Regions from separate parts of the Mus musculus genome. Here region 2 is linked to region 1. Evidence: chromatin loops called from intact Hi-C (ENCODE). Cell type or tissue: heart. All regions are shown on one strand. Each heading gives the region's core, and the rest is flanking DNA. Links, peaks and the distances in the headings are about the cores only.

Evidence for each region. Peaks named below come from ENCODE experiments on the same cell type or tissue, not always from the same donor. Only the 100,000 strongest peaks of a DNase experiment are listed, where the experiment ranks them.
Region 2: a loop joins it to region 1, with 8 times the contacts of the local background. A loop is called at or near these places in 6 of 42 quality-filtered maps.

What each region holds. Positions count from the first base shown.
Region 1 is chr8:69,709,883-69,725,289 of GRCm38, reverse strand. Zfp869 (zinc finger protein 869) reads left to right here and starts at 8,388. Exons shown (of 5, transcript NM_001039965.1): 1 at 8,388-8,522; 2 at 14,306-14,604. The coding sequence starts at 14,566. It overlaps Gm51532 (a long non-coding RNA gene), which reads right to left and starts at 8,183. Exons shown (of 2, transcript XR_003947396.1): 1 at 7,537-8,183; 2 at 5,494-5,759. In heart, for the core only: no CTCF peak of the experiment used is centred there; DNase peaks (open chromatin) are centred at 8,219 and 8,679; H3K4me3 peaks cover 2,349 bases; H3K27ac peaks cover 1,589 bases.
Region 2 is chr8:69,783,733-69,799,139 of GRCm38, reverse strand. It overlaps Atp13a1 (ATPase type 13A1), which reads right to left and starts at 7,977. Exons shown (of 26, transcript NM_133224.2): 1 at 7,499-7,977; 2 at 5,302-5,391; 3 at 5,020-5,210; 4 at 2,489-2,561; 5 at 2,155-2,310; 6 at 1,989-2,058; 7 at 1,809-1,915; 8 at 1,304-1,433; 9 at 1,144-1,199; 10 at 627-753; 11 at 419-556; 12 at 208-328. The coding sequence starts at 7,885. In heart, for the core only: a CTCF peak has its summit at 7,906; DNase peaks (open chromatin) are centred at 7,569 and 7,939; H3K4me3 peaks cover 3,212 bases; H3K27ac peaks cover 1,911 bases.

The sequences.
Region 1 (15,407 bases), core at 4,328-12,327:
GTGTAAGGGTCACCCAGGTGGTACTGGTTTGAAGGCATGAAGGGGTCACACATTGCAGCTGAGGCTCGGCACTGTGAGAGGCCATGGAAGGCCATTGGTGAAGGTGCAGCCTCAGTTGCAATTGATGGCCCAGGACTGAAGGGGTCATGCAGTGTTTTGGAGATGCCAGTATCATGAGATGACCACCAAGAGCAGCAGCAGCAGCAGTGGAGTACAGGCATCTGGAGCCTAGAGGACGACACATGTGCTACAAAGGGCATGGCTGGAGAAGTGATCCAAGCCCTTGGAGGAGCCCAGAAGACCGTGAGTTGGATCCCAGACATTGGATGGTTGGAAATTGATTTTTGCTTTTGATTGTGACTGTGCCCTGATATTTTCCCTCTTGAAGGAAGAAACTATTTTAGTGGAGCTCACAGTTAAGAGACTTTTAATTGTAAAAAGACTTTGGATTTTAAAAGAGATGGATTTTTTTTTTTTTTTTTTTTGAGATAGGGTTTCTCTGTATAGCCCTGGATGTCCTGGAACTCACTTTGTAGACCAGGCTGGCCTCAAACTCAGAAATCCGCCTGCCTCTGCCTCCTGAGAGCTGGGATTAAAGGTGTGCGCCACCACGCTCGGACAGAGATGGATATTTTAAAGAGATTGAAAATTTAAGAATATGTAAAGACTGTTGGACGTTTAAAGTTATTTAGACCTTGGGGATGAATAAGAATGTAAGGGTTGAGGCTTACTAGTGATGTGTTTGTGTGTCAAGTTGACAAGGGGTCAATTGTACTGGCTAGTTTTGTGTCAAGTTGACACAGCTGGAGTTATCATAGAGAAAGGAGCTTCAGTTGAGGAAATGCCTCCATGAGATACAACTGTAAGGCATTTTCTCAATTAGTGATCAAAGGGGAAAGGCCCCTTGTGGGTGGGACCATCTCTGGGCTGGTAGTCTTGGTTCTATAAGAGAACAGGCTGAGCAAGCCAGTAAAGAACATCCCTCCATGGCCTCTGCATCAGCTCCTGCTTCCTGACCTGTTTGAGTTCCAGTCCTGTCTTCCTTGGTGATGAACAGCAGTATGGAAGTGTAAGCTGAATAAACCCTTTCCTTCCCAACTTGCTTCTTGGTCCTGATGTTTGTGCAGGAATAGAAACCCTGACTAAGACAATGCCTAAGCCATGCATTGGGATTCACCTGTAAGCTTAGATTTCTCTTTCTTTTTCTTGTTTTTTTCCTGATTTTTTTTTGTTAGATATTTTCTTTTCTTTTTTGTCATAGAAATTGCTGTCTTTACAGTTGAAAACACTGCAGGCACTCTGTATATTTATTAAGTACAATCTTAAAACACACCACCAAGCCGGGCAGTGGTGGCTCACGCCTTTAATCCCAGCACTTGGGAGGCAGAGGCAGGCAGATTTCTGAGTTTGAGGTCAGCCTGGTCTACAGAGTGAGTTTCAGGACAGCCAGGGCTACACAGAGAAACTCTGTCTCGAAAAACCAAAAACCAACCAACCAACCAAAAAACAAAAAACAAAAAACACCACCAGTTCTAGGAAATGTTGCAAGCTAACCGTAGCTGACATGTCTTGAGATTTGTAGTTTATGAAAAGGTTTGATCCAGCGTTGAAGGGAGAAAGTGTATTCCAAATCTTCTGCTTTACCTTCATTAGATATTCTATTCATGTGAAGGAACTACATGCTGCTTGATATGTGTCTTTAGACACCTCATCTCCAAGCCATAAATCAATCAATCAATCAATCAATCAATCAAATCAAATCAATCTGTAGTTGGCTTACACAGCCTGTTGGACTCCTTCTGGAATGAGGCTTGTAGACTCTTCTTTGTTGATATTTAGTGTCACCAGTGGTTACCTGGGTCCTCAGGTAGAACTACTTTGTATTTTCTGGGGAACCACCAGATTGTTGTCCATAGGGTTGTACCAGCTTGCAATTCCATCTGCAATGGAGGAGTTGTTCCTGTTTTTCCACATCCTAACCAGCATCTGATTTCCCCTGAATATTTTATCTTGGCCGTCCTGATTCTTGTGAGCAGGAATCTCAGGGTCCTTTTGATTTACATGTTCCTAATGACAAAGGATGTGGAACATTTCTTTTTTAAAAAAATTACACTTTAAATGTTATCCCCTTTCCTAGTTTCCTCTCTGAAAATCCCCTATCCCCTTCCCACTCCTCTTGCTCCCCAACCTATACACTCCCATTCCTGGCCCTGGCATTCCTCTATACTGGGGCATAGAACCTTCACAGGACCAAGGGCCTCTCCTCCCATTGATGAACGACTAGGCCATCCTTTGCTACATATGCAGCTAGAGACACCAGTAGATTGGTGGTTTAGTCCCAGGGAGCTCTGGAGGTACTGGTTAGTTTATATTGTTATTCCTCCTATGGAGTTGCAAACCCCTTCAGCTCCTTGGGTACTTTCTCTAGCTCCTTCACTGGGGACCCTGTGCTTTGTCCAATGGATGGCTGTGAGCACCCTCTTCTGTATTTGTCAAGCACTGGCAGAGCCTCTTAGGAGACAGCTTTTTCTTTCTTTTTTTTTTCTTTTTTACATTTTAAAAAAAGTTTTATTTAAGTACACTGTAGCTGTCTTCAGACACACCAGAAGAGGGTGTCAGGTCTCATTATGGGTGGTTGTGAGCCACCATGTGGTTGTTGGGATTTGAACTCAGGATCTTCAGAAGAGCAGTCAGTGCTCTTACCCCCTGAGCCATCTTGCCAGCCCAGGAGACAGCTTTATCAGGCTCCTGCCAGCAAAATCTTGTTGGCATCTGCAATAGTGTCTGGGTTTGGTGGTTGTTTATGGGATGGATCTCCAGGTGGGGCACTCTCTGAATGGTCCTTCCTTCAGTCTCTGCTCTGAACTTTGTAACTCCTTCCATGGGTGTTTTGCTCCCCCTTCTAAGAAGGATCATGTATCCACACTTTGATCTTCCTTCTTCTTGAGTTTCATGTGTTTTGCAAATTGTATCTCGTGTATTCTGAGCTTCTGGCTTAGATTTTTCAAAACCTACTTTAATAAGCATTCTCCAATGCTTTAAGCTTCCTTCTAGCCCACCACCCACCAGAGGTAGTGGAAAGGAAAGGCTAATAGGGCAAAGGGGGATGCCAACCTGTTTAGAAATCGTTCTTTTGGGCGATTCCAATCTTCTACAAAGTTGGGCTTTCTTAGCCAACATTTTGTAGCCTAGGGTGTAACTCTTAAAACAGTCACTCAGTGGCCCTTTTAGGATGTATTTTCTCAGGAAACCTCTAATGGAAGGACTGGAAGTCTGTATTTAGTGTCTTTAAATCCTGGGACAACCTATTCCAGGTATGTTGCCTGCTGAAGCCTCCCACTGGGTCTGTCCATTTAAGAGTAAAGATGGGTTGACTCGTCTCTGACAAGTGGAGGCTAAAGAAAGCATCGTTCAGGTCCAAGACAGTGTTCGTGTTTCTCTGGAAGAGTCAGACTCATGAGGATCTAAGGTCTCACGTTTCTTTGCAGGCACGAGAGGTAGATTCCAGGATGACTGGCATGGCACCAGGATGCCTGTCTCTTCAAGCCAGGAAATATAGCCTGCAAATTCCCCATTTGTTTCCAGGGTCACTGCGTATTGTTTAATCTGGATGGAGGAAGCTGAACTGGTTAGTTGAACAGTTATAGGTGCTTGGTGTTGGGCCAACCCTGGGGCATCTATTTCTGACAGAGGGTAAGAAATTTTGCTGGATATCTATAAGTCTATGTCTCATCATAAGAGAAGGTAATGGTGGATTTCAGTTTATGCAAAAGTTCTTGTCCCAACCAATCTTTTGATATTAAATACCCTTTAAGCTGCTTCCGTCAACTGGGACCTCCTCATACCTTCAAACATTTCCAAAATTTTTAACTTTTTCTAATAACTGGGGCTGACTGGGTGACAAAGAAAGTCTTTCTTTTAGTTTTGTTTTTTTTCTTCAAGCCAGGGTGTAGCCCTGGCTGTCATGGAACTTGCTCTGTAGAACAGGCTGGCCTCAAACTCACAGAGATCTATCTGCCTGCCTCTGTCTCCTTAGTGCTGGGATTAAAGGCATGCACCACCACCACCTGGCAAAGGAAATCTTTTTAGAAGCTATCTTTAATCCTTTAAAAAGAACCTATTGAAATGTTTTCTAACATTTCCTTCCTTGGTCAGTGTTGGACAGAAGGGAAAATCCCATTCTGTCTAGGTTGTGTTGTCTGGCAGCGTTCCTCTTTCCCAGGCCTGGAGCACATTAAAAAGAAAAATCTTCTAAGAGAATGGTGGTTTTTATGGTCATTGGTTAAAAAGGAGACATAAATCATAAAAGAGAAAGGAGTGGAACATTTTCTTTTCCTGCTCTGCATAGATCTGAGCAGAGGAAATGGTTCCCTGATGGAAGTATATATAATTCACACATATATATGAATTCATACTCTGTGTATGAATGCATTGTCTGCATATATGTATGCACACCATATTTGTGTCTAGCGTCTCTGGAGGTCAGAAGAGGGAGTAACATCCCCTGGAACTGGAGTTATGGCGGGCTGTAAACCACAATGTGGGTGCTGGGAACCAAACTTTGGTCCCTCTGGAGGAGTAGCCAGTGTTCTTAACCACTGACCCGTCTTTCCAGCTCCGTACTTCTCAACTTTTGATATTTATATTTGATGTTTTTGTTGTTGTTGTTGTTGTTGTTGTTGTTGTTGTTTTGGCTTGATCACCTGCCTTGTTCCAAATGTATTGTATTGACACTGTTATTGGGTTGCAGTTTATTTGTACCTCTACAGCCCATTAGTTTTTTTTTTTGTTGTTGTTGTTGTTTTTTGTTTTTGTTTTTTGAGACAGGGTTTCTCTATGTAGCTGGCTGTCCTGGAACTCACTTTGTAGACCAGGCTGGCCTCAAACTCGGAAATCCGCTTGCCTCTGCCTCCCGAGCTGGGATTAAAGGTGTGTGCCACCACACCCGGCTAGTATTTCTTTTATTAAATTAAGTGTGCAGAATCCCAGTTTTCTCTTGAGAGACTGTTTTCTTTAATCACCACAATATGACTGTGTTTGTCTCTTCTAATGAATTCTCCTTAGAAGCCTTTCATCAGACCGTGTCTGCTTTCTCAGGAGTGTCTCCAGTGTCCTTTAAGCCCTTCTTCTGTATGCTGATGATTGTATCAGTTATGCCTGTGGTTTCAGAGGTGTGGTTTTGTTTGTTTGTTTTTGAGACAGTGTCTCACCATACAACCCTGACTGTCTGGATATTGCTATGTAGACCATAGAACTCAGAAATATGTAGACCATAGCCTCAAACTCAGAAAAATGCCTGCCCCTGCCACCAGAATGCTGGGATTAAACGTGTGTGACACCAAGCCTGGCTTGTGTAATTACTTCTTAGCTATTGCTTGCCTTTTTGCTACTGTTTCCTGCAAGCTCTCTTTCCACCCCTTGGTTTCTCTATTCAGTGAAGAATTAATGTAGTGACAACTTCAGAATTTTGGTTTCTTTAAAAACACAGAAATATTATAAGAATGTGTTTTCATTTTAAACCAAGGAGTGGAGATATGGGACACTTCAGACTGTCCAAAGCAGCTGACTACGATTTGCCTCATGCTCTAGCAGAGGTATGGTATTGCCAGCCGCAGATAGTTTCTGCGATATTGTGTGATACTGTGATGTCTCTGTGACATTCGGAATTCTGAGAACTTTTCGGAGGGTACATGAATGCTAGCTCCCCAGGAGCTGGAGCAGGTGCTCGTTGGCCATTTAGGGAGGTTGGTTTGTAATTGCTGTGGTCAAAGAAGAAACAAAAGGAAAGACATTAGATTTAGGAATTCATTCTCTCTCTCTCTCTCTCTCTCTCTCTCTCTCTCTCTCTCTCTCTCTCTCTCTCCCTCCCTCCCTCCCTCCCTCCCTCTTTCCTATTTAGTGATGGGGTGAAATGGGGTGGGGTGCGGGGGTAAAGGGTGGGAAAAGAAGAATCCACAAAGTAGCAAAGACCAGCTACAAATTACAGAATGAAAAGTTTGCAGTCTACATGCAGAAGATTATTATTATTAAGATTATTATTGCTCCAGATTGCCCAAAGCTATTTAGGGAGACCCTGTTTAAAAAACAAAAAAGCAAAACAAAAAAAAAAAAACCAAACCAAGCCAAAAATCTTCCCTCAAAAAGCACATATTCACACAAAGCCACAGTCTCCTGTACAACAGGTGGGTGTGGTGTTCAGAGAGGGCGCACTGTGGCCCTTTATGAATTTCATGTGATTGGTTTTTCTGCATGTATGTATGTGCACCGTGCATGCCTCTTCCAGGGAGGTCAGAAGAGGATGTTGGATCCTGTAGGGCTAGAGTTACTGTGAGCCATTATGTGGGTGTTGGAAATTGAACCCAGATGCTATGGAAGAGCAGTCAGTGCTCTTAACTTTGGAACTATCTTTCCAGCCACCTCCCCCAAGTATACTTTATTCATACATATAGATTGTGGAGCAAAACTGCACAACTGCAAGAGTGCATTTATCCTTCTAGAAATGGACCAGCCAGCATACATTTAGCTGATTGGTTCATATTAAATGATATTAAAGAATAAAATCTTTGAAGTTTCTATGAAGAAGGCTCTCAGATCCTACCTGGCCTTGTTAGTAGTGGCCTACAGCACAGAGGGCAAGAGGGAGTTAGCTCAGTCAAGCCTACCAGGTGGGTTGTGAGTGACCCTCAGTGGAATGGGGCTAGTGAACGTGCATGTGTGCATGTGTGGTATATGTGTGAAGTTAGCCGTGTAGGTGCATTTACACAATGGAGTACTACTCAGCTATTAAAAAAGAATGAACTTATGAAATTCCTAGGCAAATGGATGGACCATGAGGCAGCTTCTCTTGGGCAAGAATCTGGAGTAAATCCTTGGATCCCAAGTGGATGAACTCCTAATCAGTTTGATTTGATCCAGAGCCACTCTCCTTAGCTATCTGCTTATTTAAAAATTAGCTATCTCCTGTCTTCCTTCACTATTCTAGTGTGGTTTGGTCATTTCTGTGGCCTCGTGGATACAGGCATCTTCAATGTGTAAGGCTCCTTCAAATACTGAAAGATCCTGGCAGAATGTAAAAGGACACAGAAGCCCTGAAATTGGCAAGATAGACGTCAGTGTTAGCAGAACTAGCTTCACTGATTTAGAAAAATAGAGGTGCACAATGCTCTGGCCACTTCTTGAACCTGTGTGTCTGCCAAAGTTCTGACCAGGTGTGTGCCCATTGCTGCACCTTCATTAGACTCTTTCCTTGTACCCCTCCCATACCCATTTCTTGAGAATAGACATTGTTTAGATCTGGAAATCCCCTAATCTCCCCCTTCTCCTTTCCCCCCTGAGGGCCTATAAAAACTGGGACCTCTTTCCCCTCGAGGACAACTCCTCTACCCCTGCGTGGGATATGAGTCGTCCCCAGAGCTCTGGCTTTCCCCGAATAAAGCCTCATGTGGTTTGCAACAAGCTCGGTCTGTCGTGAGTTCTTGGGTGTCCGCTATTGTCCTGAGGCCTGAGCGAGGGGCTCCTCTCGGAGTCTTTCAATACCTTCTGTTGACCTGGAGTAGTCTGTGATTGATACTGGAAGTTTTTCAGGAAGTATATCCCGAATTCCTGGTTCTTTGGCTTCCACCTCCTTTGTTGGGATTGCAGGAAAAGCAACACCACCTTGGTCTTGGAATGGGTTCGCTTCTCTGCTTAAAAAGAAAAGGTGCAACTTGTTATAATTGAGCAATCTTTGGCGTGACTTGCTGAAATTCCTGAAACCCGGAGGACATCAAGTCTTGTTTCGATGTGATAGGGGTTGGGTTGGGCCCTGGTCTAGTTGTGAGGCAAAGTGATCACTGCCTTGGGGAGTGTATGTAATAGACTGTGCACAAAAACAAGGCTTCCAAGAGGAAGAACCTTAAGTACCTACTGAGTGCAAGAAGACAAGCTGTGAAAGTTCTGGGATGCACAAGGAAGTCCTGCTTCAATCAGATCGTCTTGAAGCAGACTTGCATGAACTTGGGTGAAAGCCAGAGTTGGGAAGGTCTGTGTGGTCCACGTCTTTTAATTTCAGTTCATCCACTTATGGGAGCTGTCATTCAGATTTCACTAGCCAATCAGGGCCCTGAGGGCAGGACATTCATTCACAAGGACCAAGCGAAGCTGTTCCTGTCACTCAGGCCCTCGTAGGGCAGTGCTAGCCAATCAGAACCTTCAGGCCAGGCCACTCACTCAAGAGCGCCTAAAGGAACTGCTTCATCATTCAGGGCATGCTAGCCAATTAGAGCAATGGAATTGAGTCATCCACGCAGCTGCATCTAGGGAACTCCTGTCAATCAGACTTGTGGTGCAGCTCTAGCCAATCAAAGCTTCGGGGCAAGATGTCCAATCAAGAACACCAGACGAGACGAGAGGTGGGTCCTATCCGCCGCCATGCTGCAGATTCTGTTCTTAAGCAGGCATCGCGTGGTCCCGTGAGCTGCGGTGTGATCGCCGCTGCCGGGAGCTGTAGGGGGAGCGCAGGCGAGCTCAGCAACCGCGCCATGGTGAGCGCGGGGCCGCTGTCCCCGGATGGGGAGGAGCGGTCGGCTGAGCCGCGTGAGCCGGGGTGATAGGTCCTTCCCGGGGTTGGGGGAGCGGTGGGACCGGCCGGCCGAGCGGACACCCTGTGCGTTCCACTGGGCGACGTGGGCCCCGTCACTGGCCAGTGCTTGTCTCGGAGGACTCTAATCACTTCCGCTTTTCCAGCCATGTCTGCGCAGAGCGCGGGGAGCGGAAGACTCCTCCTAATCAGGGGGTAGCTTCCGGGTTGGTGACGTCACCGCCCAGTGCTGGCGCCCTGTTTGTGCTTTTGGTGTCGCACTTATGACTGCTGTGTTCTCTGCGCTGTGGTCTAGACGTTGTGGGCTTCGTAGGTCTAGCATCAAGTGTGAGTTAATTTTGTGAAATTCTCCGAGTCTTTGTCCAAGAGTTTCTTTCGGATGGTGTCCCAGAAACAGTTCTAGAAAAGATTGTACTACTTTATCAAAGGTCAGCTTGTCTCCTAATTTAAAAAAAAATTTTTTTTTGTGGATCTGTTTATTCTTCCTAAACAGTGTGTTGTCTTGTGTATTTGATTGGAAATGTTACGAGTGTGTTGTGGGTTCGTCTACATTGTGCTAACCATTTTGTGTGTTTTTTTAAAAGTATTTTACATATAAAATTCAGCAATGTCTTTTATGTACCTGATAAGAACTTTTTAGCATTTTGTGGGAATTATCTTAAATCTGTAATTGAACCTGGGAACTGACATTTTTCTGATTGTGTCTTCTGGTCATGAGGATGTTATATCAGAAACAGACAAATATGTTTGTGTATTTCCACAATTTCATAATTTACTGAATAGAAAGTAAAAAGGTGTCACGCCTCTGGTGGTAATCTGGCCAAGGCTATTTTTCCAAGATATTTTATATTTCCAAGATATTCTATCCAAGGTTCAATTTTTCCAAATCCTAATTATTAATATTTTTTCATATCACACGGTAAATATATAATTATATCCACATATGCTGTTTACACAACCAGCATAAGTTAAAGAGGCTGCAGCAGAGTTCAGAGGGTCCCAGAAGTTGGCGAAGAGAAATGCAAGCAGTGTTTCAGTTGATGAGAGAAGTTAGAACACACGACTAGTGAGCCACAGGGGGAGAGCTTTGAATGAAGCCCGAGGATGTCAGGTTTGAAAGTGGCTGTAGTGGTCTATATGATATGAAAGGCAGACTGACTGGTCCTGGTGAACTGACAGGGACTCAGTTGAATTGAAGCTGCGTCCCTGACTAGATCCTTGGCTCACACAGGTATCAGATGATAGGCTGGTTTCAGGCCGTGCCATCCTAGTGCTTGGTGTCCATCCCTTTCTGAGGCCAGGGGAGGGAGATGCATCCTTTTGTATCCTATGTATGGTGTTTCGTTTGCACCGCTTGTATGCCTAGTGCCTGCGGAAGCTAGCAGAGGACATCAGATCTCCTGTAGCTGTAGTTACATATGGGTGTAAGCTGTCATGTGTACTCTGGGAATTGGACCTCTGAAATAGCATCTGTGTTCTTTTTTTTATGATTTATTTATTTTTTTATTTTATGTATATAGTACACTGTCTTTAAACACACCAGTAGAGGTGTATCAGATCCCATTATAGATGACTGTGAGCCACCATGTAGTTGTTGGGATTTGAACTCAGGACCTCTGGAAGAGCAGTCAGTGCTCTTAACCGCTGAGCCATCTCTCCAGACCAGCATCTGTGTTCTTAACCATTGAACCATACCACCTCTTTAGCCTGACTTTTCTTTAAATTAGCATGTGCTTTTGAGATAGAAATTGTGTAGGCAAGAATGACCTTGAACTCCTGGTTCTTTTGCCTCTATTTCCAAGTGCTGGAATTTCACATATAATTTCATGTAAGAGGCATGCACCGTGACACCTATCTGATGTTCTTTTTCCCTTTAACAATTTCATACATGTATAAAGACTACTGTAATGTCCTGCCCTCTGATTTCCCTCTTTGTCCTCTCCTGCTTACAGTTCCCTGTGAAATATCCATGTTTTCTGCCCCCTTCATCTCCTTCTTTGTTTTGAGAGCCACTAAAAAAAACCATTCTGGTTTTAACCAGGATCATCCGTGTGGCTGCAGGTTCCTGCCCATGCATCTGAGCACGGTAGTGGGTACACAGTTGAAAACAATGCCTTTGTTTAGAATCCCTTGGTATCTAAATCATGATGGGCCCAGTCCTGTGTCAGGTCCGTTACAGCAATGCATTGCTGTTGTAAAGTGAGGTCATACAGAGCATTAGCTCTGCAGTGCTGAAAAGTCAACATTTTACATCCCATCTCACTGTCTCTGGGCCTTACTGTCTGTGCCTCATCTTTCACAGTGATCTCAGCGCCCTGGAAGTGGTGGTCTAAATGTCCTGACTAACTGTGCATCTCCGAGTTTGCTGCGGAGGGGCTTCTCTACCTCAGACGGGGAGGAGCAGTTGTTTGTGAGTAGAGCATTATTTAGAAGGTAACTGGGTGCCAGGACAGTTGAGCTAGAACAGTGGTGCAAAGTTTATCCCTCCAGCTGCAGACGTGGGTTTTGGGTTTAGTTTACTATGACAGGGATGGATTCTCTGAAGGAGTGAGCCTCAAGTTCAGTTAGAGAGCCGCCTGGTGTTATCCTCAGAACAGCTATATCACTATTGCTCAGGTGGACACACCTTGCTTGGCAGGTTGGTTTTGTGTGTCGTGGAGGTCTGGGTAAGACATTCTGTGCCTGTCATTCCTCCCCCAGCAGCCTGCTTAGTGCCCAGAGCATCATGAAAGCCAGCCAACAGGGAGGAAGTTCAGTGCCAGTTTGATTTCTTTCTGCATTGTAACCGGTGTGGGGGGCGTCTTCAGTAATAACAGCCAGTTCTGGAGGGCAACCGTGAAGAGCAGGCGAGCCTGTTAGGTCTCCCTGACCTATGGCTGATAAGCAGTGATTCTTTCCTGCTCTGGAGTTACGGCTTAGTAACCATCGGCTTTCAGAAGCATCATCTACTGTAGGATCTCTCCCTTCTTGTTTTTATCATTTGTCTTAACTTACACATGACCTCGCTGTAGCACTGCTGTGTACATGGACAGAGGACTCTAGAGCCTGCTCCGGGAGATGCTTGTACAGTCATGTTCATTGTCATTCTTAATTTGTAATAACCAGGAAATTAAAAACAGCCTACATGTCCAGCTGGTGAGTAGATATTAAAACCGTGTATACATGAAAGGCTTCCATTCAGCTGTGAATAAAACCAAGATGATGAAATTTGCAGGCTAATGGATGAAACTAGATAATAATACTGAATCAGCTGAGAGTTTGAGCTGGGACAGTGAACACCCTGTGTCCCTCTCCCATAGGTGTTAGTGTCACACTTGTCCTTAGATTGCTGTGTCTTAACTTGCAGAGCTTGAAGAAGTAAGGAAAGGGCCACCAGGGAGCTGCTGTTAAGGATGGAGGGAATGGTAGCACAGATAACCAACAGGAAGACTCTGGGTGAGGAGTTTGAACATGGGGGTGCAGGGTGGGCTGTGAGGGGTGTACAGGAGAAAGGATGAGCATGGGGGGCAGGGGGGCTGTGAGGGGTGTACAGGAGAAAGGATGAGCATGGGGGTGCAGGGTGGGCTGTGAGGGGTGTACAGGAGAAAGGATGAGCATGGGGTGCAGGGTGGGCTGTGAGGGGTGTACAGGAGAAAGGATGAGCATGGGGGGCAGGGGGGCTGTGAGGGGTGTACAGGAGAAAGGATGAGCATGGGGGCGGGGGGCTGTGAGGGGTGTATAGGAGAAAGGATGAGCATGGGGGGCAGGGGGGCTGTGAGGGATGTACAGGAGAAAGGATGAGCATGGGGGGCAGGGGGGCTGTGAGGGGTGTACAGGAGAAAGGATGAGCATGGGGGCGGGGGGCTGTGAGGGATGTATAGGAGAAAGGATGAGCATGGGGGGCAGGGGGGCTGTGAGGGGTGTACAGGAGAAAGGATGAGCATGGGGGTGGGGGGCTGTGAGGGGTGTACAGGAGAAAGGATGAGCATGGGGGGCAGGGGGGCTGTGAGGGGTGTACAGGAGAAAGGATGAGCATGGGGGCGGGGGGCTGTGAGGGATGTATAGGAGAAAGGATGAGCATGGGGGGCAGGGGGCCTGTGAGGGGTGTACAGGAGAAAGGATGAGCATGGGGGGCAGAGGGGCTGTGAGGGGTGTACAGGAGAAAGGAACAAGAGTTCAGGAGACTGAGGATGCTGAAAAGCCACACGGACACCTATGACGTCGTTAGCCAAGTGAAATTACTTCTATAAGTTATTCTTGATGGTCTTTTTTGCTAGAGTTAATAAAACATTCTGATTTTCAGTATATGTGAGGTTTCAATTTCAGCACACCGAATAATTTATCAATGTACTGTCTTTATTTTTAAATATTTATTTTTGTTTTCTGGAGATGGTCTTAGTCTGTAGCCCAGGCTGACCTAAAATTTACAAGTTTCTCCTGCTGGCCTTGAACTTGGATCCCTACTGTCTGTTCCCTGAAGGCTGGACTGACAGGCCTGTGCTACCTTCAGAGTCACCCTTGCTACACTTTGGCAGCTTTCTATGTTTATAACTCGTAGTGATAATTGTTTTCATAATTAGAACATTTAGAATTTATTTTTGTGTATGAGTATTTTGCTGCATGTATGTCTATGCCCTGTGTGTGTTCAGTGCCCATGGAGGTCAGAAGAGGGTGTCAGAGTTCCAGATTGTTATGAGCCACCATGTGAGTGCTAGGAACAACCTGGCTTCTCTGCCAAGGCAGCCCAGTTCTCCCGTGAGGTTCTGTTGCTCCTTTGTCCAAAATTGGGTCTGTTTGGGTTTGTTCCTGGGTTTTCTGCTCGTATGAGCTGTTCATTGCTTATCAAATGAGAGTGCACTCTCATGATTGTGGTAATTTTATGGGGAGTCTTAAAGTCCTGTATTCTCTGTGTGTGTGTGTGTGTGTGTGTGTGTTTCAAGAGTTGTGCTGAACATTCTTTTTTCTCATCCTTTTCATGTGTCCCTTACAATCAGTGCTGGTTATAACAGTCTGATTCTGAATGTTGGGAGGAATGTGTTTATAGTGCGGGTGGAACATGTGTGAAAACGTCTTCCACGTGCAGACCTCTTGTCCTCTGTGGTGCTGACTTCTTTTTGTTTTTCTCTTCATTAGGAATGTTTGATTTTTGTCTAAAGACTTTATCCTCCCCCGTTTTTATTAATGTATGTACAGCGTAGAGGTGGTATTTGTACATCCAGTTCATTGCTGTCGTAGGAAAATGATGGTCTTTTGTATATTGATGGGTCATAAAAGTTTTCAGTAGTCCTTTTTTTCGTTCCTTGGATTTTCTGTGTGGAAGTTGTGTTGTCCCTCCCCCATCTCAGTGTTTTGGCATTCCCCTTTTATTGCTATGCCCCTGCCCTAAGTATTAGTATTATCATATAACTTTTCAGGATCTAACTTGTTGATCTGAGCCTTCTGAGCCCGGGGGCTTTAGTTGAGTGTGTGCAAGGATTTTGCCCGTGGTATGGTAGGAAGACCAAGGTTAGATGGGAAACCCAATAGTTAGAGAAAGTGCAGTTGCTGATGATGGCGCTTGAGACACATTTAGTCGGAGGTGAGCCTGTGGATGGAGACAGGTAGACCTGAAAGTTGTGAGGGTGTGTGTGTGCGTGTAGTTCTCAGTGGGCACACGTGTCCTGAACATTGCTGGTTGCTTGTGTGATGGCTGATCTTTACTGCAGACTTGTATGGCTCTGGAACCAACTAAGAGGCCTGTCTCTGCAGGTCTGCCAGGAACTTTCAGGGAGGACTAACTGAGGTGAGAAGACCCTGTCACCGTCGTAGAGTAGGTGGCACTTTGAGAAGTCCAAAGAAGGAGCAGCGTTCCTTCCCTGCTTGCCTGACTTCTTGCTGGTGAGTGCATCTGTCTTGCCACCGCTGCCACCGCCACCGCGTCATCCTTCCCTGACACTGGAGTCAGCTTCTTGGGCCTTCCGGTGTGGACTGAAGATCACTGAAGAAGCTCTCCCGGTGTCCTCTTCATCATGGAGGCAGCCATTGTTGGACTCTCCAGGCCTGATGAGGTAAGTCAATCTAACATGTACTCATCTTTGTTAATTCTTCCAGTTCCCCTCTGCCGGAGAATCCTGATCTGTTCATGGCCATCTATGTCCTCATTTTCTTATGAATTCACCTGAAATATTTTTAATCGCCATTTTTTTAATAGTCTGCATATATAAGCCATGTAAGAAAAATACTTTCTTCATTTTCTTAACCATAAAAGACCTAAAATAATGACTCAGAACAGTATGTTTAATACCAACACATACTGTTATCAGAACTTAGGGAGTCCTGTTGTAATTGCTAGATGTTACTGCAAAAATTGGGGTCTTTTCTTGGAGTTGTTAATCCTACTGGGTGACAGTAAGACCACGACGACAATTTTTGAGCCACATTTGAAGCAAACTTTATTAAATACTGGCCAGGATGATGGACACTGTCCAGGCATCAAATTATACTAGACAGGGTTCATAAAGGCAAACCCACAAGGTCATGCACGTCCTGCCTTGTCCGTCCTAACACTGCTGCCGATGTACTCCTTACCTGTCATCTCCCACATCTGTGACCAAGCACATCCTGAGCAGTTGGGGCGGCCAACATCATTTATGGAAGTGAAAAACAGGTTTGTTACTGTACACGAATAGCAGCCCCCAGCATTCCAGGCATTACTTATCCTTGGCTAGTGGCTTAGAGGGTTAGAGGCATTTCTGTTTTATGGATCTCTTAAGCACAGTAATTTAAACTTGGAACATAACTTTTGCCCTCGCAGGGTTTTTAGTCACATGAATTTAAGAATGAGCTGAGAGGAAAGCCTGAGAAATCTTTT
Region 2 (15,407 bases), core at 4,374-12,373, 74 kb before region 1:
TCCTGAGCTCCCAACAGATGAGGTAACAGGTCTGTGGCCGACTGTTCTGGGACTGAACTAATTTCCTATCTATTTCTGATGCCACTCATATTGATCATCACATAGGATCTTCTGTAACGGAACCTCAGAGGCAGGACTTCAATGGAGGCTCACACCAAGCTTGGGTCTGTTTGCTGGGGGGTTTAGACAGAGTTCCTTTATGCTCACCTCAGCCCTGCCACGCCTCGCACCACCAGGCTGTCACTGGTCAAGGTACCCGTCTTGTCAAAGCAACACACTTCAACCTTGCCAGCGAAGGGGATCCGGAAAGGCTCTGTGCAGTACATGTCTGGGGGTGGAGGGTGGGACCTGGGGTCAGGGGATCCCTCCAGGCTCCTGCCTGTTCTATGCAATGCCCCACCAATCACTCAGCACTCACAGAGCTTGGCCAAGGCGATGAGGGAGGTGTTGACAGCCAGAGACAGTTCAATGGGCAGTTCAGGGGGTACAACAGAGGTGAGGATGAGGGTGCACTCCAGAAAGAGCTTGTAACGGTTCCGGCTGGGGTCCTTGGTCCCTGTGGAAACAGGGCCTGGCAGCCTGGGGCAGGGATGAGGCTTCAGAACAGGAGCTTTCAGGGCGCTTACCTTCAACCCACACATACGCAGCTGCAGCAATGGCGAAGACCAGGAGGAAGAGGATGAAGATAAAGGTCTCCAAGTTGTTTGCAGTGACCCTCTTTACCCCAAAGAGAATTGTACGCAGTAGTCTGCCCTGCAAGGATTGGCAGGACTTAGCCTTTCCTGAAAGCTCTGTGGGGGAGAGTGGCCTCTGCTCCCTGAAAGCATCGAGGTTGGCCTTTCTAATAAACAGCAATGCCTGCCTAAGACCACTGTAGGCTGACAAGGAATTAGACTTCCAAGAAGGCCAGCCACAGGGCCACAGGGAAGCCAGGCTTCCATCACCCCTTCAGGTAGAACCCTGAAGCATTTACCAGAGCACCTCACTTAACATCAAACTCCTGGGAATGGTAATAGCCAGACTACCTTGGTCATATCCACTGCTATCTCAGCCTAGGGAAAGCAGGCCTGCATTAGCCTTAGGGTGAGTTCTGGGAGGAGCTATCACACTTTGGGCCCTCCTACGTGGAATCCAGCACCATACCTGGGATGTGTTGAACCCAGTTCTCAGGACAAAGGCCACACATCCATTGTCGACCGCTGAGGGAACAAGGAGAGGCACCTGCTGTTAGCAACCCTGTCCCACCTCCTTCACACTATAGCAGGTGCAGGATACCCAAGACACCCTTCCTTGAGGCACCTACGCTTCAGGCCCGAGGTGGCCTTCTGCGGGGGAATGTGCTGTACCACCTTGGTGCCCCCAAAGATGACATGCAGCCGAGCATCGGCCTGCAGGTCTAGGACACGGTCTGGGCTCAGGTCTTCAATGGGCTCCTGCGAAAAGAAACATCAGGTTGGGATGACAGCCTCACTTTAGCCTCCCCCAAGGGCTTGCCTGATTCCCATGAGTGGCCCCTACCTAGCCAACAAGTTCCATTCACCTTAGCAGGTGCCTCCTCACCACAGTACTTGTGGAGTTAATGCCTTGTGATCTGCACTAGGCCTCCTCAATGATACAAAGAGAATCCTTCTACCCACTCCGATGGAATATCCTGGTTTCTTTCCACCTGGCTCCAGACTCCTATGGCAATGACTCCAGCCCACCTGCCTCTGCCACTTGTGTATGGCAGGGACCGCCTGACCACTGGCCTCTCCTGCCCTATGTCGTTCTTCATGAACTGGTAGTGTACTATGGATCCTATCCATCACCTTCATTTGTGGCACAGATTCCCCAGTGAGCATGGCCTCGTCTACAATGCAGCGGCCCCGTAGCAGCAGTACATCACAGGGCACCAAGTTCTCCTGGGGTGAGCGGCCTGCAAGGTGCAGGCAAGAGAGTCAACCACTGGCTAAGGTAAAGACTTCCACCTGAGAGGAATCCTGCCTCACCGATAGACACGATGTCCCCAGGAACAATGTCATCACTGGCGACAGGCCTCCACTTTCGGCTGCGGTAGACCTGGGAATATGAGCAGGGGGAGTCTGTCAGCATAGCACGTGCATGGTGTCCACTCGGGTGAGCAGGGCCACCACCCACCTGTCCCACCAGTCACACCTGTATCATATGGGGCTTGTTGCCCATCTTTCGGATCTCTGACATGTTCCTCATCTGCTGCTGCACTAGGGAAGCTTCGAAAGCCACCAGCATGGACAGAGTGAAGACACTGTAGTACCAATACTCGTCCAGGCACCAGAGCCCAACGCAGAATACCTGTGAATTAGCAGCCTGTCAGGTCTTGCCTACCTGTCCTGTGACCAGAAATTCTGGCAAATACCAATGATTCCCGAGGGCAGGGAGAGGCTCTGGGGTTTGGAAATGGCAGCCAGACACACTCTGGCTGTGACAGTCCCAAAGAAGGAGCTGGCACAAGGGCCAGAGCTGCTGTTACCTGAAACACGAAGAAAGGGGCTGTGGCTCTCTCCTTGAAAAGCTCAGAGAAGTCGGGCACTACCATCTCAGCCCTGCAAAAAACCATACCCAAATTCCTGGGTGAGCTGAAGATGTGGAGGCCCTGCCCCTGTCACCTCTAACAAGACACCCAAGGTGGGTGACCTTGTTCCTCCTCAACTGCTAGCAGGCAAGCCAGACTGGGTGGCAGGCAGTCCTTCCACACCGACACCCTACTCTACTCAGCCCTGTAACAGGCTCTGTACAATACCACCCACCCCAGGGCTAGATGAGAAGAGCAGGATGGGGTGGCTGGGAGAAGAGACCCTGGTGACAGAGCTCATTCCCCACTGGAACTGTATATTCTTTTTCTGAGACAGGTTTTCAAGTAGCCCAGGCTATCCTCAAACTCCTTACAGGGCCAAGGAGGAGCTCTGAACTGATATCCCTGGCTCTGTCTTCGAGTACTGGGAAGACAAAGTGTGCCACCATGGCCCATGGCCATGTGGTGGTAGGGATAGAACTCTGGATCTTGTCACTGCTAGGAGAACTCCAGCCCCCGCCCCTAGAACTGTAATTTTTTTTCCTCTTTTCTTTCCTGAAACAGGTTCCCACTATGATCATAAGCTGGCCTGTAAGTCACAGAGATCCAAATGTTTCTGCCTCCCAAGTACTGGGATTAAGGATGTACACTGCAATGCATGGCCCCACCTTTAAAAGATATTTTTCTTGTGTATGTTGGGGGGGCAGCATGCCTGTGACAGTGCATGTGTGGCGGTGTATGTGTGTATGTTGGGGGGGGCAGCATGCCTGTGACAGTGCATGTGTGGCGGTGTATGTGTGTATGTTGGGGGGGGGCAGCATGCCTGTGACAGTGCATGTGTGGTGGTCGGAGAAAAACTTGCAGGAGTTGGTTCTCTCCTTACATTGTGTGGATCCTGGGATCAAACTCATGTTGTCAGACTTGATGACGAGGGCCTGTACCCACTGAGCATCTTGCTGGCCTTGGGAATTTGTTATATTTTCTCTGAATAAGCCCTTGGCTTCAAGTAGCTTGTCCCTAGGGTGTCTCCTGCAGCAGCATGTGGCCACCTAGTCTGACTTGGCCTCCTCTGCTCTACTCTCAAAATTCCAGAATGCTCACAGGCTTCCCACAGTGGTGGGACCTGAGAAGAGGGAACCACGGAGTACCCTGGAGTTTAAAAACAAAAACACCCACAGTGATAGCATAAAATCTGTCCCAGGCCATTAATGCGGTCACTATCAGGGTTGCAGAGACCAACAAATGATGCTTCTCAGACTGGATATGGTAACATCTACATTTACTGAAAAGCAACAGAGTCATGAAAGAACCCCAGGGGTATGACTCAATGGCAGGGCCCCTATCTGACATGTTCCAGGCACCAGGTTCCATATACAGCTGCAGAGAGAGAAAAAACAATCTGCTAAGATCTCCCCAAGTTCCCTGACTGAGCACTGTCAAGGGTGAACACCATGTGGGCCATGATGCCAAATATCGGTGTTTGGTGCCCAGCGTTCAGCTGTCCTATTGCAGCTGCACATTGGCACCTCTGTGTTAGTAAAAGGTTAACGGAGAAAGCCTGTGTGGAGCATCTGCTGTCCTACGCAGCATAAAAGAGGCACCCATGTGTTTTGGTGTGTTTTCCTTTGCAGTGCTGGGTGAAAGCATTCTAGTCCATTAGGCAAGCACTCACCCGCTGAGCTGTGCCTCGCTGCATCACCATCATTTCTAATGTGCTGAGATGCACATAAGCATAAACATATGAATTAGAATCTAATTCTATGCTGGGTGGTGATAGTACACGCTTTTAATCTCAACAATCAGGAGGCAGAAGCAGAGGTATGTAGATCTCTGTGAGTTTGAGACAAACCTGGTCTACAGAATGAGTTCCAGAACAGCCAGGGCTACACAGAGAAATCCTGCCTCAAGGATTTCTCAAACTCATGTTGTCAGACTCAAGGGAAGGAAGGGAGAAAAATAAAGAAAAAAACCCTCTAATTCCATGATTGTGGGGGAGGGTGGGCCAAAGACATGGCTTATGGTGAAGTGCTTGCCTTAAAAGCATGGAGACTATGTTAAGTACCAGAATCCATGTAGAAAGGCAAGCATGGACTTAACAGCAGCCCCGGGGAGGGAGGAAGGGAGGGAGGGAGAGGGAGCACCACTGCTGCTGCCTGTTGTTTAGTGAGCTCCAGTTCAGACAGACCCTCTTAGAACACAAGGTGTATGGCTCCTGGCGATGACACCCGAAGCTGACCTCAGCCTCCACATCTATTTGCACACACATGCATAATCTCCTTTCCCCCAGTCAAGCTCCTGGCTTTCTGAGGGCCCTGTTGGCAAACAAGCTTGGAGGAAGGCAGAGCAGAGCAAGTTTTTCCAGTGGGGCCATAGTCACTTAGCATTCTGGGTTAAAAAGCAGAGCTCTCAGCCCTATTGCCAGGGCTCAGTGACCAGGAACACAGTAGGGCGGTAATGCACAGTGGGCTACAGGGAAGACAGGGACTCACTTGTTGCTTCCAAACTTCTTCTCTGCAGCTCGGATCTCTGAGTCTTCCTGGAAGCCTCTGTTGCTTTGATAGTAAGAGAAGGCATTCCCCACTGGGAAGGCCACCGGAAGGAACTGCTTTTTCTCCAGGGCATCATAGGAATATTTGATCTTCTGGAATTCAAATGACAGCACCTCCAGCCCATCTTCACCCTGGGGTGGAAGGTGTGTTTGTGGCAGAAGTCCCCTGACCTGGGGACACTGCCTGTCCCACCTACCCTGCAGGACATAGATCCCTTCCTACCTTGTCACGGTGCAGGGCCACAAGCTCAGTGGAGCCATTGTTGGGGGTTGGCACCACCTTCACAAAGGTTACTTTGTTGGGATCATACTCCTGTCAAAAACCAAAGACTGTTACGGAGCCCTTCTTACCTCTCAAGTACACGCCCCTCATAGGGTCAGAGTGCAGGCATGTCCCTAGGCTTGCCATACCTCACTTGACCACTACTTTGTATTATAAGGCTCAAGGCACAGGGCAAACTCCCCACCTAGGATTCTGGACCTGACTGAGCTCAAGTCCATACGGAACTTCTCCACTGCTCTCCATTCACAAGACCCACATCTTGCCACTTCCCACTTACCGCCACACTGGCTCTCTCTAGCTTGCTCACTGCTCCCCAGTATACTGAACACCAGCTTGCCTGAGTCCAAGCTAAGAGTCTTGGTATCTGAGCAAGTTCCACCTATAGCCTGTGAACTCATGCAGCCAAAGACAGCTAAGGACGTGGTGTAAAACCATAAGCAGACTTAAAACACCTCGAGATAATTTTTCTTGGAAAATGGATCCGCTCTCCTGATCCATTCAGGCTTTTGCTCAAGTGTCACCTACTCGGGAATCCTCCCCAGGTGGCTCCATCTGAAGTTCCCTGGGAATCTTACTGTTATCTGCCTTCTGCAGTAACAAATGATTCTACCTTCTTCCCCAGTGGTTTTATGCATGCTACTTTCGTGACACAAGAAACATTCCCCCATTCCTCCACCTCTGGTCAGCCTTGCAATGACTAGAGGTGGAGGTGGGACACAAGGTGGTGGCCCTGAAACTAACACTTGATGATGAACTAACACAGCGGAAGATGGGTAAAGGTGCCACGGAGGGTGCCCCCCCATTATAGGTTACCTTAGCTTTCCTCAGTGACCCCGGAGGGAGGTGTTTCAGCTTTCACTGTACAGTAGGGTGAAACTGAAACCCAGTGAAACCTAGAGAGAAGCAAAGCCTGATCTGCCTCCTCACCCAAGGCTGCTTAGCTCTTCCCTCTCCTCCTTTCTAGAAAAGGAAGTTCTCAGCTACAGTCCAAAGGACAGCTAGAATGCTAGGGACCGAATGTCTCACACATGAGCGCAAGCGCTTACACACACACACACCCATCTATTGACCCTGGGTGCCAAGCTCAGAAATTTGGGCCCCTCTTCAGGGATAAATATTAATGAAGGAAACAGGATGCCTTCTCTTGGTACTAAGAATTCAATGCGCACACATAGCCATTGAGGGTGTATATGAGGGTACTCAGGATTTCCTTCAGTCACTGACACTGCCTCCCTTTTCTAAAGACCTACCCAGAACAGATATTGGTGTGCCAGGCTTCAAATCTGGTGATCTGTAGTGTGCTCACTGGGTATTACCCTCAACCTAGAGTACCTTAAAGTCAGTGCTTCCTGTAGTGACACTATGTTTAGAGTTCTGAATTTAGAATCACTGCACCATTCTGACAAGCCCTCATCTTAACCATACCTTACCGATAACTTGAGACTCTACGCTATTTTAAGTCACTTACAAGTAGTTCCTGGCCATCTTCAGCACCAGAATGAATTACACTCTCTTTTGGGTCTAGCAAGGGACAGACAGAAGCTGAACACTGGGCCATAGGACTTGGCTTCATACATTTGGGGGTATTACCCCACAGGTCTAATCTAACACTTAAAAAAAAAAAAAAGAAAGAAAGACCAACACAAGAGTAGAAGCCAGAAATAGTGACACAGGCTTTTAACCCGAGAACTCTGGAGGCAGAGCTAGGCGGTTCTCAGTGAGTCCTAGACGACCCAAGGCTGCATAGTGAGATCCTATCTTACAGGAAAAAAAAAAAAAGAGTAAGAAAAGAAAACCAAAACCAAGGTAGGAGATGACGGAGAAGCAAGGCGGAACCGTTCCAAGAACAATACACCATATGGGAGCTAAGAGAACAATTCACACTAACAGTAGCATATGGATCCTGCTCTAAGTGTGTTCCAGGTGTTTCTTGTGAATCAAAATAACCAGCCACAACTGCATGGCGAGTCACAGCGGGGTCAGAAGTAGGCCTGAGCCATAGGACAGGGGGCGCCGCTGGAGAATCGAGCTGTTAAGATTGGAGACTCGCAAGCCCGCGGCAGCCCGGTACCCCCGCTAGGCCCCATTGTGCCTGGGTCCCGGTCCGGGTCGGGGTCGGGCGCGCGCGCGCACTTACCGGGGTGCAGGTGAGCGCGCAGTGCGCGTGCACAGACCAATGCCCCGACAGGACAGTGAGTGCGTGCGCGAGGCAGATGGTGGCGAGCGCCAGCAGCGCGGCCTCGGGTATCTGGGTCCAGCTGCTGCCCCATCCCCAGCAACCGCTGGCGGCGGCGCCCAGCCAGGCTGGGTACAGCAGCCCGGCAAACGGCAGCACGGTGAGGCGCCGCAGAAGCGCCAGCCGCCGGTACGGCCACACGGCGGCCACCAGTTCGTCGCCGTTCGCTATGAGTGCTGGCCCGGCAGCTAGGCCCGGCCGCAATCGCGACCCAGGCTGAGGAGACCCGTTGTCCCGGGCCCCGCCAGGCCGGGCTCCGCAAGGAACCGCGTTGCCCACCACCGCCATCTTTCCCAGCGCTGCGCTGGCTTCCGGCAGAGGCACCGCCCCACTTCCGGTCTATTACTTCCGGTAAGGTCTGAGCGCCACCTTGGAATAGGAAGCGCCTAGGTAAACCGTTAGGTGGGTTAACACAAGTGTCTGTTCAGGGCGCCGCCATGACAAAGAAGGTACCAAAGGTCCAAATCAGCTTGCTAAGGTCGGCCGTGGCGAACTAAGAACGCAAAAGATGTAGACGGGCAGGGCGGGATTGACATCAGCAAGAGACCCTGAAACGGAAGAGCCCGTCCCTTCTCAGCAACTTTTCCGGCATCTATCTAGGAAAGAGCCTCCGTTTGGGGAGGAGAAAAGCTTACCCTAAGATACAAACTTTAGGACTTGGGACCTTTTGAGGGCGGGTTTGGGAGGAGGCGGAGCTTTCGCAAGGTAGGGTTGAGGGTGCCTTTTCCATGCAAGCCATACGGTAATAAGTACACAAGGTCACATTAACATAAATGGAAAATTAGGTACTTATGAAATATACTATGATGCTTTATGCAACTATTCTGTACAAGTACTGTTATTTAAACACAGCCATAAGAAGGTTTTGAAGATTTAAAAATATATAAGTATGTATCTGTCTCTGTGTGTGTGTGTGTGTGTGTGTGCGCGCGCGCGCTGTGCAGTTCCTACGGGGCCCTAAGAATTCGTCTGAGGTGGGAGCGGGTAAAAAAAAAAAAAAAAGAATGTGTCTGAATCCTGGATTTGGAGTTACAGTTAGTTGTGAGTGTGAGTTCTGGGAATTAAATACAGATCCTCTGGAAGAGCAGCCAGTGCTGATAGTGGCCGCTGCCTTTGACTCGCGAGTGCTGGCCACCCTACCCAGATCCAATATAGATCATTTTTATTCTTTTTCAATGTTATTTTGCTTGGTAGTGCAGGGCATCTCATGTATAAGCAAAGCTGAAGTAGGAAGATGACAACTTCAAGGTCATCTGAGAACTTAAGGAGACTTTTTCCAGACTTAAAAAAAAAAATAAAAGTGTTGGCTAGTTCAGTGTTAGAGTGCTTGCCCAGCATTCTTGAAATCCTGGGTTTCATTCTTTGTAAAAACAAACAAATAGAAAAACTCACACAGCCCCCTGACTGCAGCCTGCTGTTGCATAGTGATTTTCTCTCAGTTGAAATGACTGGAGGAAAGTTTGATAAGAGGACTAAGGAAGTTCTAAAGGCAGGCCTTGTCTCCTCGCTTCTCTTCACTCTATCCCACCCCAGGGGATTAGTCTCCAGTCCTTGGGCTTGGCAGCAAATGCTCTTGCCCTCTGAGCCTGCTCTCTACAGAGAGGTCCGTTAAGACTCAGGAAATAATTCAGAGGCTGAAGAAATTCCTGAAACCTTAGCAGGTGCAGCAGGCTCACTTCTCCCCGAGGTTATTAGGCAGGCAAGTTCATTGCAAGTACGGCGGAGAACTCTAGGTTTGCAGTTTGGAGTGATCACCATTTGGGGGTGTGCCTTCACCCCCAAATGACCTCTCAGTCATCCTTGCCAGCCAAGTTTAAGCAGCCACTAAGCCATATTCCTGCGATAACTCCAGTAAGCTCTCTGATTCATTGACTTGAACTTCAGTGTTTTTTTGTTTTGTTTTGTTTTGTTTTTCGAGACAGGGTTTCTCTGTGTAGCCCTGGCTGTCCTGGAACTCACTTTGTAGATCAGGATGGCCTCGAACTCAGAAATCCACCTGCCTCTGCCTTCCGAGTGCTGAACTTAAAGGTGTGCGCCACTATGCCCTGCTAAACTTAAGTGTTTTTATTACATTCATCTGTCATCTCTGGGGTGAGTTGACGTTTGTCCACATCTCTGTAGGAATAGTGTCACACAGCATAAATGGTGCCTGCACAACTGGGACTGGTAGAACCAAATAAAGGGAGAGGTAAGTGCCTGCTCCCTTCCTGGGCGCTGAGGCTGGGCCTGAGGCTGGTTCGTGTGAGGGAGAACATCTGTGGGTGAATCCCGTTATGGCTAGTTCTCCCTGTGGTGGAGAGTGATATGCTTTCCTGCTGTAGTGGTGGCTGCACGCTTCCTGCCATAGATGATAGGACAAGCAATCATGCATGAGCCATCTGACATCTGTGGTGGGAATCCCAGGGTGACCATCTTGCTCTGCTTGGAAAAGGGTGTCCTGTCTTTTTGATGAACAAGATCTACCTCGTGTTTGGGGATGATGTAATAATGTATTACAACTCTTTTTTTTTCACAATATTTTAAGCATATTTTATTTACATTACTTATTGAAAATATCTGGTGTACTGGAAATGATAAGAATCTTTACATATTTTACTTTCCATTTTTTTCCCATTACTTTATATATAGTAAGACGGCTCTTATAAGTCTTTATAAGGGAACCGGAAGCCATAGTTCAAGGAGCCTAACTTTAAGTAAGACAATTAGTAAGGACTAGGATATAAACCTGTTTGTAGAAGACAATATATTACATTCAAAGACAACAGGCTTTGTAGCCGACAGAATAAACATTAGAAGCTCCAAGGGATGGTCCTCCATGTGTCTCATGATGCCTTTCCTTTGAGGCATCAGCAGTGCCTGACCATTCCACACCCAGGCCACTTTCCAGGGTTCAGTTTACAGTCAACCACCTTGAAAGATGAAGCCAGACATAAGCCAATGGATCCCCCATTTTCAGAATTCCTCTTCTATATTTTTGCTTCTTTGCATTGAATGGGCACTCAGAACATTTGCTGTGAGCAAACTCTTGAACTCTTCAGATACCATTGTGACCTTTATTCTAAGACTCAAAACCAAGTGTAATGGAAGCAGCTCATATTCCTTATCTCTGTATGCTCTGAATAGGTGGCTAATGCTCTGGTGATTTATAGCTAATAACAACACTTGAGACAGGTGACATTATCCTTAGGCCTAGACATGGTTAGTGGTGTTGCTGTAGACAGGAAGTAATGCAAACGGATTCCAACCTTCAGGTTCTTAGTCACCCCTCTAGAAGTTACCAGTGGTTTTTTTTTTTTTCTTTATATTACGTATTTTCTTCAATTACATTTCCACTGTTATCCCAAAAGTTCCCCCCCCCAACTCCCCTACCCACCCATTCCCATTTTTTGGCCCTGGCGTTCCCCTGTACTGGGGCATATAAAGTTTGCCTGACCAATGGCCCTCTCTTTCCAGTGATGGCCGACTAGGCCATCTTTTGATACATATGCAGCTAGAGTCAAGAGCTCTGGGGTACTGGTTAGTTCATAATGTTGTTCCACCGATAGGGTTGCAGATCTCTTTAGCTCCTTGGATACTTTCTCTAGCTCCTCCATTGGGAGCCCTGTGATCCATCGAATAGTTGACTGTGAGCATCCACTTCTGTGTTTGCTAGGCCCCGGCCTAGTCTCACAAGGGACAGCTATATCACGGTCCTTGCAACAAAGGCTTGCTAGTGTATGCAATGGTGTCATCGTTTGGAGACTAATTATGGGATGGATCCCTGGATATGACAGTCTCTAGATGGTCCATCCTTTTGTCTCAGCTCCAAACTTTGTCTCTGTAACTCTTTCCATGGGTGATTGTTTCCATTTCTAAGAAGGAGCAAAGTGTCCACACTTTGGTCTTTGTTCTTCTTCAGTTTCATATGTTTTGCATATTGTACCTTATATCTCGCTATACTAAGTTTCTGGGTTAATATCCACTTATCAGTGAGTACATTTCATTTGAGTTCTTTTGTGATTGGGTTACCTCACTCAGGATGATGCCCTCCAGGTCCAACCATTTGCCTAGGAATTTCGTAAATTCATTCTTTTTAATAGCTGAGTAGTACTCCATTGTGTAAATGTACCACATTTTTTGTATCCATTCCTCTGTTGAGGGGCATCTGGGTCCTTTCCAGCTTCTGGCTATTATAAATAAGGCTGCTATGAACATAGTGGAGCATGTGTCCTTCTTACCGGTTGGGACATCTTCTGGATATATGCCCAGGAGAGGTATTTCGGGATCCTCCAGTAGTACTATGTCCAATTTTCTGAGGAACCGCCACACTGATTTCCAGAGTGGTTGTACAAGCTTGTAATCCCACCAACAATGGAGGAGTGTTCCTTTCTCCACATCCTTGCCAGCATCTGCTGTCACCTGAATTTTTGATCTTAGCCATTCTGACTGGTGTAAGATGGAATCTCAGGGTTGTTTTGATTTGCATTTCTCTGATGATTAAGGATGTTGAACATTTTTTTCAGGTGTTTCGCAGCCTTTCGGTATTCCTCAGGTGAGAATTCTTTGTTCAGCTCTGAACCCCATCTTTTAAGGGGGTTATTTGGGAGGGCTGGTGAGATGGCTCAGTGGGTAAGAGCACCCGACTGTTCTTCCGAAGGTCCGAAGTTCAAATCCCAGCAACCACATGGTGGCTCACAACCATCCGTAAGGAGATCTGACTCCCTCTTCTGGAGTGCCTGAGGACAGCTACAGTGTACTTACATATAATAAATAAATAAATAAATATTAAAAAAAAAAAGGGGGTTATTTGATTTTCTGGAGTCCACCCTCTTAATTTCTTTATATATATTGGATATTAGTCCCCTATCTGATTTAAGATAGGTAAAGATCCTTTCCCGATCTGTTGGTGGTCTTTTTGTCTTATTGACGGTGTCTTTTGCCTTGCAGAAGCTTTGCAGTTTCATGAGGTCCCATTTGTCAATCCTCGATCTTACAGCACAAGCCATTGCTGTTCTATTCAGGAATTTTTTCCCTGTGCCCATATCTTCGAGACTTTTCCCCACTTTCTCCTCTATAAGTTTCAGTGTCTCTGGTTTTATGTGAAGTTTCTTGATCCACTTAGATTTGACCTTAGTACAAGGAGAGAGGAATGGGTCGATTCGCATTCTTCTACATGATAACAACCAGTTGTGCCAGCACCAATTGTTGAAAATGCTGTCTTTCTTCCACAGGATGGTTTTAGCTCCCTTGTGGAAGATCAAGTGACCATAGGTGTGTGGGCTCATTTCTGGGTCTTCAATTCTATTCCATTGGTCTACTTTTCTGTCACTATACCAGTACCATGCAGTTTTTATAACAATTGCTCTGTAGTAAAGTTTTAGGTCAGGCATGGTGATTCCACCAGAGGTACTTTTATCCTTGAGAAGAGCTTTTGCTATCCTAGGTTTTTTGTTATTCCAAATGAATTTGCAGATTGCTCTTTCTAATTCATTGAAGAATTGAGTTGGAATTTTGATGGGGATTGCATTGAATCTGTAGATTGCTTTTGGCAAGATAGCCATTTTTACAATGTTGATCCTGCCAATCCATGAGCATGGGAGATCTTTCCATCTTCTGAGATCTTCTTTAATTTCTTTCTTCAGGGACTTGAAGTTTTTATCATACAGATCTTTCACTTCCTTAGTTAGAGTCACGCCAAGATATTTTATATTATTTGTGACTATTGAGAAGGGTGTTGTTTCCTTAATTTCTTTCTCAGCCTGTTTATTCTTTGTATAGAGAAAGGCCATTGACTTGTTTGAGTTAATTTTATATCCAGCTACTTCACCGAAGCTGTTTATCAGGTTTAGGAGTTCTCTGTTGGAATTTTTAGGGTCACTTATATATACTATCATATCATCTGCAAAAAGTGATATTTTGACTTCATCTTTTCCAATTTGTATCCCCTTGATCTTCTTCTGTTGTCGAATTGCTCTGGCTAGGACTTCAAGTACTATGTTGAAGAGGTAGGGAGAAAGTGGGCAGCCTTGTCTAGTCCCTGATTTTAGTGGGATTGCTTCAAGCTTCTCACCATTTACTTTGATGTTGGCTACTGGTTTGCTGTAGATTGCTTTTATCATGTTTAGGTATGGGCCTTGAATTCCTGATCTTTCCAAGACTTTTTATCATGAATGGGTGTTGGATCTTGTCGAATGCTTTTTCCGCATCTAAGGAGATGATCATGTGGTTTTTGTCTTTGAGTTTGTTTATATAATGGATTACATTGATGGATTTTCGTATATTAAACCATCCCTGCATCCCTGGAATAAAACCTACTTGGTCAGGATGGATGATTGCTTTAATGTGTTCTTTGATTTGGTTAGGGAGAATTTTATTGAGGATTTTTGCATCGATATTCATAAGGGAAATTGGTCTGAAGTTCTCTATCTTTGTTGGATCTTTCTGTGGTTTAGGTATCAGAGTAATTGTGGCTTCATAGAATGAGTTGGGTAGAGTTCCCTCTACTTCTATTTTGTGGAATAGTTTGTGCAGAACTGGGATTAAATCTTCTTTGAAGGTCTGGTAGAACTCTGCACTAAACCCATCTGGTCCTGGGCTTTTTTTGGCTGGGAGACTATTAATGACTGCTTCTATTTCTTTAGGGGATATGGGACTGTTTAGATTGTTAACTTGATCCTGATTTAACTTTGGTACCTGGTATATGTCTAGAAATTTGTCCATTTCGTCCAGGTTTTCCAGTTTTGTTGAGTATAGCCTTTTGTAGAAGGATCTGATGGTGTTTTGGAGGGATGAAGTGTCCCTCCTTGTCTTTTTTGATAACTTTGGGTTGGAAGTCGATTTTATCCGATATTAGAATGGCTACTCCAGCTTGTTTCTTCAGACCACTTGCTTGGAAAATTGTTTTCCAGCCTTTCACTCTGAGGTAGTGTCTGTCTTTTTCCCTCAGATGGGTTTCCTGTAAGCAGCAGAATGTTGGAGTCTTTTTGTGTAGCCAGTCTGTTAGTCTATGTCTTTTTATTGGGGAATTGAGTCTATTGATATTAAGAGATATTAAGGAAAAGTAATTGTTGCTTCCTTTTATTTTTGTTGTTAGAGTTGGCATTCTGTTCTTGTGGCTGTCTTCTTTTTGGTTTGTTGAGGGATTACTTTCTTGCTTGTTCTAGGGCGTGATTTCCATCCTTGTATTGCTTCTTTTCTGTTATTATCCTTTGAAGGGCTGGATTCATGGAAAGATAATGTGTGAATTTGGTTTTGTCGTGGAATACTTTGGTTTTTCCGTCTATGGTAATTGAGAATTTGGCCGGGTATAGTAACCTGGGCTGGCATTTGTGTTCTCTTAGTGTCTGTATAACATCTGTCCAGGCTCTTCTGGCTTTCATAGTCTCTGGTGAAAAGTCTGGTGTAATTCTGATAGGTCTGCCTTTATATGTTACTTGACCTTTCTCCCTTACTGCTTTTAATATTTTCTCTTTATTTAGTGCATTTGTTGTTCTGATTATTATGTGTTGGGAGGAATTTCTTTTCTGGTCCAGTCTATTTGGAGTTCTGTAGGCTTCTTGTATGTTCATGGGCATGTCATTCTTTAGGTTTGGGAAGTTTTCTTCTATAATTTTGTTGAATATATTTGCTGGTCCTTTAAGTTGAAAATCTTCATTCTTATCAACTCCTATTTTCCGTAGGTTTGGTCTTCTCATTGTGTCCTGGATTTCCTGGATGTTTTGAGTTAGGATCTTTTTGCGTTTTGTATTATCTTTGATTGTTGTGCCGATGTTCTCTATGGAATCTTCTGCACCTGAGATTCTCTCTTCCATCTCTTGTATTCTGTTGCTGA